Regions from separate parts of the Homo sapiens genome. Here all the other regions are linked to region 3. A link is a contact called in ENCODE Hi-C or POLR2A ChIA-PET data. All regions are on one chromosome and are shown on one strand. The core of a region is the stretch at or near the end of the contact, and the rest is flanking DNA. Distances in the headings are between cores, read along the strand shown. Region 1 has its middle 160 kb from the start of HLX-AS1. Region 2 has its middle 82 kb from the start of HLX-AS1. Region 3 has its middle 120 kb from the start of HLX-AS1.

Region 1 (4,149 bases), core at 1,086-3,585, 35 kb before region 3:
ACAGTAACCAAAGCAGCATGGTACTGGTACAAAAACAGACACATACAACAACGGAACAAAATAGAGAACCCAGAAATAGAGAACACCTGCAACCATCTGATCTTCAACACAGCTGACAAAAGCAAGCAATGAGGAAAAGACTCATTCAATAAATGGTGCTGGCATAACTGGCTAGCCATATGCAGAAGATTGAAACTGGACCTTTTCCTTATACCATATACAAAAATTAACTCAAGATGGATTAAAGACTTGTAAAACCCAAAACCATAAAAACTCTCGAAGACAACCTACACAACACAATTCTGGGCATAGGAAAGGGCAAAGATTTCATGACAAAGACAACAAAAGCAATTGCAACAAAAACAAAAATTGGAAAATTGAATCTAGTTGAACTAAAGAGCTTCTGCACAGCAAAAGAAACCATTAAAAGAGCAAACTGACAGCTGACAGAATGGGAGAAAAGTTTGGCAAGCCATGCATCTGACAAAGGTCTAATATCCAGCATCTATAAGGCACTTAAACAAATTTACAAGAAAATAAAACAACCGCATTAAAAGTGGGCAAAGGACATGAACAGATAATTCTCAAAAGAAGACCTACATGCAGCCAACAAACATATGAAAAAAAGCTCAACATCACTGATCATTAGAGAAATGCAAATCAAAACCACAATAAGATACTATCTCACATCAGTCAGAATGGCTATTATTAAGAAGTCAAAAAATAACAGATGCTGGCGATGTTGTAGAGAAAAAGAAATGCTTACACACTGTTGGTGGGAGTCTAAATTAATTCAGCCATTGCTGAAGACAGTGTGGCAATTCCTTAAAGACCTAACAACAGAAATAATGTTCAACCCAATATCCCATTACTGGGTATTTACCGAAAGGATATAAATTGGTCTATCATAAAGACATATGCATGTGTATATTCATTGCATCATTATCACAATAGCAAAGACGTGGAATCAACCTAAATGTCCATCAATGGAAGACTGGATAAAAAAATGTGGTACATATACACCATGGAATACTATGCAGTTATAAAAAAGGAGATCATGTTCTTTGCAGGAATGATAGAGCTAGAGACCATTATCCTTGTCATACTACTGCAGGAACAGAAAATCAAATACCACATATCCTTACTTATAAGTGGGAGCTAAATGATAAGAACACATGGACACAAAGAAGGGAACAACAGACACTGAGGCCTACCAGAGGGTGGAGGGTACGGGGAGGGAGAGGAGCAGGAAAAGGTAACTAATGGGTAGTAGGCTTAGCACTTGGGTGATGAAATAATCTGTATATCAAACCCCCATGACACAAGTTTACCTATATAATAAACCTGCACATGTACCCCTAAACCTAAAATAAAAGTTTTTTTAAAATAAAAATAAAAGAGCAGTTGGGAACTTGGTAATAGAATCACAAAGTCTTGGATTTGAATCCCAGTATGGTATACGTACTCCGCAAACTTAAATTTCCTCATCTGTACAATGGATAACAATCACACCTACATCAAAGGGATTGAGGAAAACTAACCCGTGTAAAGCAGTGCCAAGCACATAGTAAGCACTCCATGAATGCTGCTGAGATGTGGTGTTACTACCATATTTCATTAGTAAGGTCATAAGACTTGAAGAAGTTAAATGCACTCACTGAAAGTCATACAGATATAAGTAAAAAATCTGAAACTGGAGCCCCATATTCTAATGTCATGCGTAATACTCTTTTTTGCAATGATTTCCTAGTTCACTGTTTAAAATCAAAACTTTTATAATACCATTAGTGCATTTTAATTGTATTTAATATAACCCAAAATAAAGCAAACATCCCTGGTGCCAAAAACCCAAATGATATGTAACACTGATCTTTCATTTCACTGACAATTTCTGGACAGATTCAAAAGGAAAGATGACAATCATGTAGGTAAAAACACTGGGAAAACCACACAGGATTTTAGTCCTCTGGCCTCCTCCCTCCCCTCAAGTACTGTTTGGGGCCAACGCATGACCAATGTCACTTCCTGTCACTGAGTCATCATCATAGATTAGCATCACTAAACGTAACTGTTCCAGGAGGAGCTCAGGAAAGAAAATTCTCTCAGCTTCACTTTGAAATTGGCTCCATCTCATAATAAATACTTTCCAAACTCATCGAGAGAGGTTATAGAAGAGTTAATGTCCCCAAAGAGCTTCATTTATTTTACAGATTTATGAAATAGATCTTCTTGCCAAGGCCTCGTGTACCTTTCTTTTTTTACTAAAGGTGACACAGAGTTTCTCCGAAAATAAAACTGACTCTTCCAGATGCTTAAATCGAGGGTCATGAGTCATCCTGGCTGCCCAGTGTCACTGAAGACATAGCTCTAGGAACCTATGCAACTTCTTAACATAAAAGCTTTGACAGCATTTTGGCACCCTCCCTTAATATACCTGCCCAAAAAGCTGAGGATTTGGTTTTTACCATTTTCACAATAGCTTCAGGTCAGTTAGGCTTGGGTCCATCATTCCTGACCAATAGTTTTTACAACTAACTTTTGAGTTTGCCAAAGGCTTGTCACTAAACAAACCCTGAGCTCTCATCATGGGCTGAGCACTGGACTAGGCACGCAGAACAGCTGAATCAACATGTTTTTGAAATTCACCATCCAGAAAGGGAGAGAGATGTAATTTTAAGCTGCATTCTATTATTTACCAAAAGTGTGAGCAGAGCACTGAGGGAGTAGAGACAGGAGAAACTACTTTGTCATGGGCATTACCAGAGGCTTTCCTGAGGAGGCAGCCTTTGGGCTGGGTGGTTTAGAAAGACAGCTAGCTAGGCATAGAGGCATAGGACATTCATGACAGATGAAACCACGTGTGCAGGGCATGGAGGAGTGAAAGAGCACAAGGTAGAGGGTCTTTTGAAGGGTGGAGACAGCATTCTAATGCGGAGGGACATGGTGGGAAGGTGATAAGAGATGAAGCACATTTAAAATTTGTTAAAATGTGGTCCTTTTGGTAATAGTAACACCATGACTGATAAGTTGTTTAGCAGCTTATTGATAACTTGTGTCTGTAGCCCTGCCCATCTTCCACAGCTAATCACCACAAGGACACATCCACTGGGTTTCTCCTCCACTGGAATAGTGCTCTCACACACATGCACACACACACACACGCACACACACACATGCACACACACACACATGCACACACACACCATATACCATCTTCAAGCTCACCTCCCCTCAGGGCTGCAGCACCTCTCCACCAAACTGGAATCTGGGACACCAGTGTCTTTCCAACTGCTAACTCCAATGTTAATTTCTCAGTCTTGGTCTCTGCACCATCCACTCTCTTGTCTTCTCTGAAATTTCTTACCATCTTGACTTCTGGGTACTACTGCTGTCTTCTGGCTATGGTCCAGCATCCCTGGCTGCCCCTCTAGACTCTCCTTATTCACTCTAATTGTCTTTCTTTTCACCTTCTGGATCTCCTTTCTAGATGCTCCTGAGTGCCAGCTCTCATCCCCAACCCTCTGAGTGGAGTCATGACCCAAATACACATCTGTAACTGAGCTCCTCCTCCTCCCAAATCTGTCTCCCATCATTTCCTCGTGTGTGCATGTGTGTACAGCATTGCTATTTCTATTCATCCAGTGTTCTCCTTCACCAAAATCCAGTCTGTTTCAGGTGCTGTCAAATTGAACACCCTACTACCAGTAAACCATCTCTTCTTCTCCTTCCCCATCTACCCTGCCCTAGTGCCTCATCAATTTTCCCTCAGATAATTCCAGCAGGCTCTGAGGCTTTCTTTTATCCAGTGCTGGTGGCTTCTTCTATCCAGTATTAATACAGAGACCAAATGAAGTTTTGAAGTGTAAATATGATCGTATCAGTCTTCTACTTGAAATCCCATCTTCAAATGGAACATACAAACCCATATGTGGCAATCCATATTAGTCTAGCCCTCACTTATCTGATAATCAACCTCCCCACTTGCCCTTAATGGGCTAAGCTATTTTAAGCTTTCATGCTCCTGCCCCTCCCCATACCCAAAGCAACTTCCATTCTTGATTCCATCCTTCTCTCCCAGCAAAACAAAATCATCTCAGGCATCCTCTGAGAGTCCTGCCTGACCCCCTCCACCTCCAGCTTACTGTCCTA
Region 2 (4,116 bases), core at 1,261-3,760, 39 kb after region 3:
AACTACTTTATAAATGCTATGAACTGAGTTGTGTCCCCACTCCAAAATTCCTATGTTGAAGTCCTAACTCAGAATTTTATGGTATTAACAGATGGGGTCTTTGGGAGGTAATTAGCTTTAGATAAGGTTATAAGGGTGGGGCCTTCATAATGGAATTAGTGCCCTTATAAAAAGAAAAACCAGGGAGCTCTCTCGTGCCCTATCTCACTCTATTTCTCTCTCTCTCTCTTTCTCTCTCTCTCTCTCTCTCTCTCAGAGCACTCGAAAAATGCAGCAGTCTGCAAGCCAAGAGGAGAGCTCTCACCAAGAACCAAATCAGCTGGCATCTTGATCTTAAACTTTCCAGCCTCCAGGATTGTAAGAAATAAATGTCCAGTACTGTGTTGTAGCAGCCTGAGTGGACTAACAATAAAGATCAATATTCATCCTCTAATATTTCATTTATCCCACTGCTGGACTTTCTACCTCTCTTTTATCCTTTATTTTTCTCCATTGTCCTTAATACCATATAGCATACTAAATCTTTACCTATGTGTTATTTGTTTATTCACTGCTGTATCCCTAGTACCTAGAACAGACCTGATATATAATAACTGCTCAGTAAACATCTGTTGAATATTGAATGAATAAATTCAATTCAGGTGCTCCTTCTGCTCTAAAGGCTTTGCTCATTTCCATTATTCTTGACCTTGGCTTATCAGAAATTAACACCCTTTCTGTGTGCTCCTGTCTCTGTATCATGTCCAGATATCTGTAGTTTTATTTTTCACACTATTAGCACATGCTGACCCTACTCAGGACCAAGAACTCCTTGAGGACAAAAACAAGGACATTTATATCTTTGTCTCCAATATCTATCTCTATGCTTGTCTCCTGGTCCTGGAAGTGCAATGAGAAAGAAATGGAAGGAAGTAGAGTATGAATAATAAGACTGCTGATTTGATTGGAAAGACACCAGAGCATACAAAGAGGCAAAAACTACCCTTTTGGCAGGGAGAAGGTGGACCACATAGATGGACTATAACATTGAATCTAGGTCTCAGACATAAAACTAAGCAGATCTCTATTTTAGCCTGTGATGGAAGGTGGTTTGGGCTTCATGTGTAATATCTCCCATGAAGCATGCTGGGACAAATCCCCAGGATGCTGGGCTCTTCCTGGGTTTCCAAGATCAAGCTGTTCTATTTACATCCCTCCAAAGTCTTCACCAAATGACTACCAGGTGATAGAAAAATATGATACATCCACTTGGTTATGTAGAGACTCATTAGACTTAAAAGCTGAGGACTATCAAGGACCAACGGAGCTTATCAACTGAACTTCCTATCCAAAGGGACTCATCCACTGAATACACTGTACCTTAAGAATGATTGCTCACTACATGTGGGTCCACCATCCTCCATTACCCCTTCAAAGAATACGTTAAAACATATAATTGAGTAAAATATTTTCAGCTCCCACTTGCTGCTTTGCACTTTGGTGGATGACAATTTCAGATATGAATGTCAGCTTAACTCAAACGTTAAGAGTTGTATACTGTTTTTTCTAGACCTCCTTAGTAGAGGATAATCTGTTTCTCCAGGATAATGATGTAAGTTTTCACGTTTGTGCTCAAATATTCATAGGCTAGTTTATATCCTATCTTAGTTCCAACTTCCTATTAACAAAATAAAGTAAGCCAGGTTCAAGCACTTCTTAGTAATAGCATGATAACCACATATAGAGTACCTACTACAATATCTCCTTTATTGTGCATAATAACCAAAGGAAGCACCATTATACATTTTTTACGCATGTGGAAACTGACTCAAAGACCTTCCAAAATCTCTCCGAGATTACGTAGCTAAGAAGTGTCTGAGATGTCATTCAAAACCAAAGTTATCTAACTAAAAATTTGTTAGGCTTCCTCGACATTACCATAAAAAAATTCGCCACATCTTTATGCTTTAGTCTCCCTATAGTCTGGTACAGGGTCATTAAAGCAGACATTTAGCCATTCTTTTCAAAAGAAGAGGTGCAAACCATTCTGTGTATGGGTGGTGCTTCATATGGCCATGTCAGGTAATGTGCTGTCTTTGCCTCAGTCAGAACAGCTGGGAAGGATTCCACACCCACTCACTCTGGAGGGAACTATTCAACCTTCCCTGGCCACTAGAGATGATTCCAGTCTTGTTTGTGCCTTCAAACTCCAGTTGAGTTTGAAATGATCTGAATTCCCAGAACATTAGGAACACCTGCATTCCAATGAAATGCAAACATTAATCAAAAACAAATGTAAGGGATTTGGGGCTTGTGTGTCATCCAGACTCTGCTGTTCTCTCTCAGGAGGGATGATTGAGAGATGATTACAAGTTCTTTTTGATGATGCTGCTAAAAACTATTTGAAAAACATCACCCCCTCTCTTCACAAGACAGATTATATTGGGCAACATGAAGTCATGATTACATTGCACTAATTTTAGTTAAGTCAGACATCTTCATGAAAGCATTGCTCATACTTGCCAACCACTGTTGATTGAGTCAAAGTTCACCCAATTCTGGACAAAAGGAGAAACAGTCAGCAACCTTCTGTTCCGGTGAATGAGCTGCTGCTGCAGCTACAGCAAGAGCCAAGCAAACCTCAGGCAGACAGGCCCATTCACTTCTAGAACCCACAAGTTCTGCTACCGTTCTTTGGATATTCCCAAGCCATCTCATTATTTTCTAGCTCCCCTAGTAACATAGTCAAGGTGGAGAAAAGTGCAGCCATGTTTTGGTGACCTTCCCCCCAACCCCTTCAACAAAGAACCTGGTTTCAAGGGCCCCTGATGCTAATACTTTCCTGCCTCATGGTCTGGTCTCTCTAAAATTGAAATGGGTCTTGTTAATTTTCCTCTATGATCTACTTTGAATTACCTTGCAATGCTGGAAAACCTGTAATGTTCCAAGAAAGTGATGCCCCTAGAACTCTTTTAGAACTTCAATTCTAGTTGGACAATTTGGGGAGTAATTTGGATGGTTGGTTGGTTTTTTCATTTGCTATTTATTGGAACTTCTGAGAAGTTTCTAATAGGGTGCTGACTTACCCTATTTCTTACCCTTAATTGATGTGCTGAGAAGTAAAGAGGCTCAAGTTATAATGCTTTGCATTTTATGATGAAGTCCAGTATCTGGCCTTCAAGTAATTTGTGAACGTCAATTCAGACTATTGCCACAATGGGGTACCAAACTATTCTACTGCTATCTCCTCAGCCCAGGAGGCATTCAATCCACAGAAGAATGGAAGCCTCAAATTTATCTTTCCTTCCCTCTGAGGAGAACCACATTTTTGCTCTTTCTGACTTTTCAGTTTTCCAGAAACCTAAAAGAGTAGCTCTGGTATTAAGATTAGATTCCAAATCTCACCTTTGCCATTTATTTACTCTGTGTGTATATGTGTGTGTGTGTGTGTGTGTGTGTGTGTGTGTGTGTGTGTGTGTGCTTGATACTTTGACCACATTCCTTAATTTTTCTGAGCCTCAGTTTCCTCATCTCAAAAATGAGAATAATTACAAAGAGTATTTTTCAGGGTTCCTATGAGGCTCAAATTAGTAAAATAACATGAAACTTCTTTTTTACTGCTAAACTGACCCTACTTGCAGGGGAGAGGGGAGCCTTTAAAAGCTTGATTCTAATCTCACCTGTCAAGGTTGACAAGGCCTTGGTGTTATCAATATTATTTTAAAGACATAAATTGGGACCAGAAGAGCTCATTGAATTTCCTATATTCCTTCAACCAATCTAGAGTAGCATGTGCTAAGAAATGAAAGTGGATAATCAGAGCCAGTCCTTTAGGCGACAAGCATTCTGTACATGTGCTGCACCTATTATATGCCCAGGTCTAGGTTACATTTTCCATGGGAGACACAGGAAGAAGAATCAAGACTCTGATATCTTGTTAAACTCAATCAATTAATCAACCACCCCTTACTGGAATATACTACATGCTCAGCTCTGCCAAGGTGCAGAAAGGCAGACATTCCTGCTCAGTAGCAATTTGACATCTGAATCATTTAATGGCTTCCCTACCTTAAAAAATGGGGCAGAGGTTGGGTATTATAGAGCTAGTAATAAGAGGAGGGAGAAATCCCACTGGAA
Region 3 (3,702 bases), core at 208-2,707:
CATAGATAGATAGATAGATAGATAGATAGATAGATAGATAGATAGAAGATAAATGGATGGATAGATAAATGTATAGGTAGGCAGATAGATAGATAGATAGATAGATAGATAGATAGATAGATATAAATGGATGGATAGATAAATGGATAGGTAGGTAGGTAGATAGATAATAGATAGGTAGATGGCTAGATAGGTAGATAGATAGATAGATAGATAGAAGATAAGTGGATGGATAGATAAATGTATAGGTAGGCAGATAGATAGATATAAATGGATGGATAGATAGATAAATGGATAGGTAGGTAGGTAGATAGATAATAGGTAGATAGGCAGATAGATATAGATAGATAGATAGATAGATACATACATACATACATACATACCCAAAACTCACATGACCCTAGGGCCTTCTGATTGTGCATAAGTCCAAGAAGCTGTTGGTCCCACCTGTGACCAAGTTGCAGGCTGACTTAATTAGCCCATTGTCTCCATAACTTCCAAGACTCCTTCCTTCTGTTCATTAGTTTTGTGGCCCTGTTGCCCTGACCCACTCCCCTTCTCTTTTCCTTATTTACTTCCTTTCTCCTCTGTTCCCCTAAATTATTATCTTCATATTTCTGAGCCCCACACAGTCCTCTCCTCCTTTCTTGGCCCACAATTTATTCCTCAGCTTTTGTGTAAAAGATATTTGGAGAACCAGATCTTTCCTGCTCCACATCACTAAGGAGTGGCCTGAGCTTGCAATAGTCCCAAAGCCTAACCATCACCCTCCAGGCCTCCAGAGGTGAAGTGACAGAGTCAGGGAAGCTGGGCTGCTACTTGGATGAGTGAACTTCTCTCCGGCCGCAGTCTATCCAGGCATAATGTGTATATTTGTGTATGTGTATGTGTGTGTATGTGTGTGCATGTGTGTGTATGTGTGTGTCTGTGTGTGCATGTGTGTGTCTGTGTGTGCATGTGTGTGCCTGTGTGTGCCTGTGGTGAGGAAGATCACGGCCTTTGGAGTCAACTCTGGACTTCACTTACAGCCTTACCACTTAGTAGCCGTGTGGTCTGGGACTTAACCTCTCAATGCTTTGTTCCATTCTGTACAATCACATTAATAATAATCTTTACTTTGAATGATTGATATGAGCATTAAAGGGTGTTAAATTTGCTAGAGCATCAGTTTTATGTCAGAGTCACAGATACTGCAAAGAAACCATCTAACAGTGCCCAGCACATAGTGGGGGCCTCAATAAATGCTGGTTATTATTGTGATCCCTGTCTGTTAATCCCCATAGCCTTGCCCCACTGGCCTGGCTAGACTCTTTGTCACCTTCTGTTGGCTCTTCCTATGCCTGGTACCTGCCAGTTTACCACCTTAAATCTACCTATTGGATTTAATTTCCTCAAATCATCTCCCTCCCAGTCCAGCGGGCAAAGATTGGTTCATGCCCTGGCCTCTTCTGGTCAGACCTATCCTGCTAGAGTTAATCAGGCCAGGTCTGCCTGTGTCTTAACGAAACCATTTGTTCCTCAAAATGACTCTCTCAATAAATGGAGTAAAAACACAATGATGATTGGGAGAAAAGGGGAAATGCGTAAGAGGACATGGCACGGTGACAAGCACATTCAAGGCCATAAATATGTGGCAATTGCTTTTCTCATCTAGTTCTCTTATTTTGAAACTTTCCTGGAAGGGACCTGGTATTATTAGCCATTATGATGAGGCAGATGCTGTTTATTTGCCCAGTCACATAAGGATCATGTAGGACTGACAACCAGTGAGGAAATTATGTCATTCTTCGGGACAGGGGAAGGAAGAGGGAGGAAGGGGCTTTGAATGAGGACAGATGGGGCAGGGTTGGGGTGTACTTCCAACACCTATAAGAGATTTATTGTGCTTTTAACAGTCTACACTTACACTTAATTGAAGACTACTTAACCAATTATTTCATGAGCTGTCTGGTAACACTTAAATCCTACCTTTCTAATCCCTGACTGGCTACATAGCCACAAAATCAGATTACATCGTGATTAGGAAAAAATTTACACATGCATAAGCCATGTCACAACAGATCACTGTTCTTGCCAAATATTTCCTACATAGCTTGTAAACCTCTTAGGTATTTGCTACTGCACAGGTTGCTGACAGGATACAAAGAAAATACAAGTTCTTGGCCTCTGTATATTGGGCTTCCCTACACAGGGTGAGTCCCCGCCCAGCCTCTGTACCAGGCCCCATGCTGGCTGACCACACCTCTGCTCATCACACTTGGGGCTGCAGCCATGCCTGTGCTGATCTGGGACTTGGCACTCAAATCTGGAGAGTCTCAATCCTGGGATCAACCTGCAAATGTCAACCCACAATGTGAGTCTCTTCTTTATGCATCCTCTTAAGGATTTAGTGAGCCTCAGGAGCATGTTGAGGCCAAGGCTTCAAACCTGATGCCATCTGTACTTTCTCTGGGGAGGTGGTCTCTCTCTGCCTCATCTCTGAGAGATAATCCACGGCCCCCAACCCTTGTTAAATTTCCCTGCACAATTTCAGGTGACCATCCTTGCCAGATCCTGATTGGGCCTGGAGAATTGGCTAGTCTCATTTTGTTTCTGTATCTTAGTCAACTTGGGCTACCATAACAAAAGGCCATAGGCTGGGTCTCTTAAAAAACAGAAATTTACTTCTCACAGTTCTACAAGCTGTCTAAGATCAAGATACCAGCAGGGTTGGCATCTGATGAGGGCACTGCAGCTGCCTTCTCACCATGTCCTCCCATGGCCTTACCTCAGTGTGTGCATTCCAAGAAAGAGAGAGCTCTCTCCCTCTCTCTTCCTCTTGTTGTATGGCAGATCTATCTGATCAGGACTCCAATCCTACCTGATTAGGACTCTACCTTTATGACCTCATTTAATCTTATTTCTCTCCCATAAGCCCTACCTCCAAATGCAGTCACTTTGCAGGGTTAGAATTTCAATATATTAATTTTTGAGGACACACTTCAGTCCATAGAAAGACTATATATATAGATAGATCGATAATAGATAGATAGATAGATAGATAGATAGATAGATAGATAGATAGATAGATAGATAGATGAGAGATCTGCATTCATATCACATTTAGGCTTAAAAATGTTTACTGTCGGCTGGGCATGGTGGCTCATGCCTGTAATCCCAGCACTTTGGGAGGCCAAGGCAGGCAAATCACAAAGTCAAGAGATCGAGACCATCCTGGCCAATATGGTAAAACCCCGTCTCTACTAAAAATACAAAAATTAGCTGGGTGTGGTGGCGCGTGCCTGTAGTCCCAGCTACTCGGGAGGCTGAGGCAGGAGAATCGCTTGAACCCTGGAGGCAGAGGTTGCAGTGAGCCGAGATTGCACCACTGCACTCCAGCCTGGTGACAGAGCTAGACTCCATCTCAAAACAAAACGAAAAAAAAAATGTTTACTGTCTTCTCTCCTTGCCTTCGGGATAGAGCCCACACTGCTTAGCCTGGCACCCATGGCCCTCTGCCATGGCTCCTACACCAGATCCCTGTGTTAAGCCCATGTAGTCTCCATTCTCCCATCAGGAACATCCTTCTCAGCTAGAACCAAGGTGATAATGGTTCCCTTCCCACCACTGGGGCCCTTCCAGTGGTTCTGTTTACAATCCGGAAACTATTTCCTCCCTGGTTACTGACCATAGATGACTTCACACATTCATTTATTATTTATT

What was found. Hi-C counts contacts between places; a loop is a spot of excess contacts on that map. ChIA-PET counts read pairs that join two places held with the same protein, here RNA polymerase II (POLR2A). Pooled maps may share reads with other maps.
Region 1: a loop to region 3 is called in a map of CD14-positive monocyte, with 2.5 times the contacts of the local background. The contact joins two enhancer-like sites. A Hi-C loop is called at or near these places in 5 of 168 maps with a recorded cell type or tissue (CD14-positive monocyte, PC-3, aorta and 2 more) and 5 of 50 pooled maps.
Region 2: a map of OCI-LY7 shows a loop between it and region 3 (5-fold over the local background). The contact joins two enhancer-like sites. A Hi-C loop is called at or near these places in 2 of 168 maps with a recorded cell type or tissue (CD14-positive monocyte and OCI-LY7) and 1 of 50 pooled maps. POLR2A ChIA-PET finds 5 or more read pairs at or near these places in 3 of 52 experiments (AG04450, GM12878 and Panc1).

The regions. Positions count from the first base shown.
Region 1 is chr1:221,033,942-221,038,090 of GRCh38, reverse strand. No RefSeq gene overlaps it. Among named protein-coding and RNA genes, the nearest start is that of HLX-AS1, 160 kb to the right of the region's middle. Within about 2 kb of position 2,335, at least 5 of the 41 ENCODE cell types and tissues checked have a DNase peak (open chromatin) inside an H3K27ac peak, as active enhancers do.
Region 2 is chr1:220,960,570-220,964,685 of GRCh38, reverse strand. No RefSeq gene overlaps it. Among named protein-coding and RNA genes, the nearest start is that of HLX-AS1, 82 kb to the right of the region's middle. Within about 2 kb of position 2,510, at least 2 of the 41 ENCODE cell types and tissues checked have a DNase peak (open chromatin) inside an H3K27ac peak, as active enhancers do.
Region 3 is chr1:220,998,592-221,002,293 of GRCh38, reverse strand. No RefSeq gene overlaps it. Among named protein-coding and RNA genes, the nearest start is that of HLX-AS1, 120 kb to the right of the region's middle. Within about 2 kb of position 1,457, at least 3 of the 41 ENCODE cell types and tissues checked have a DNase peak (open chromatin) inside an H3K27ac peak, as active enhancers do.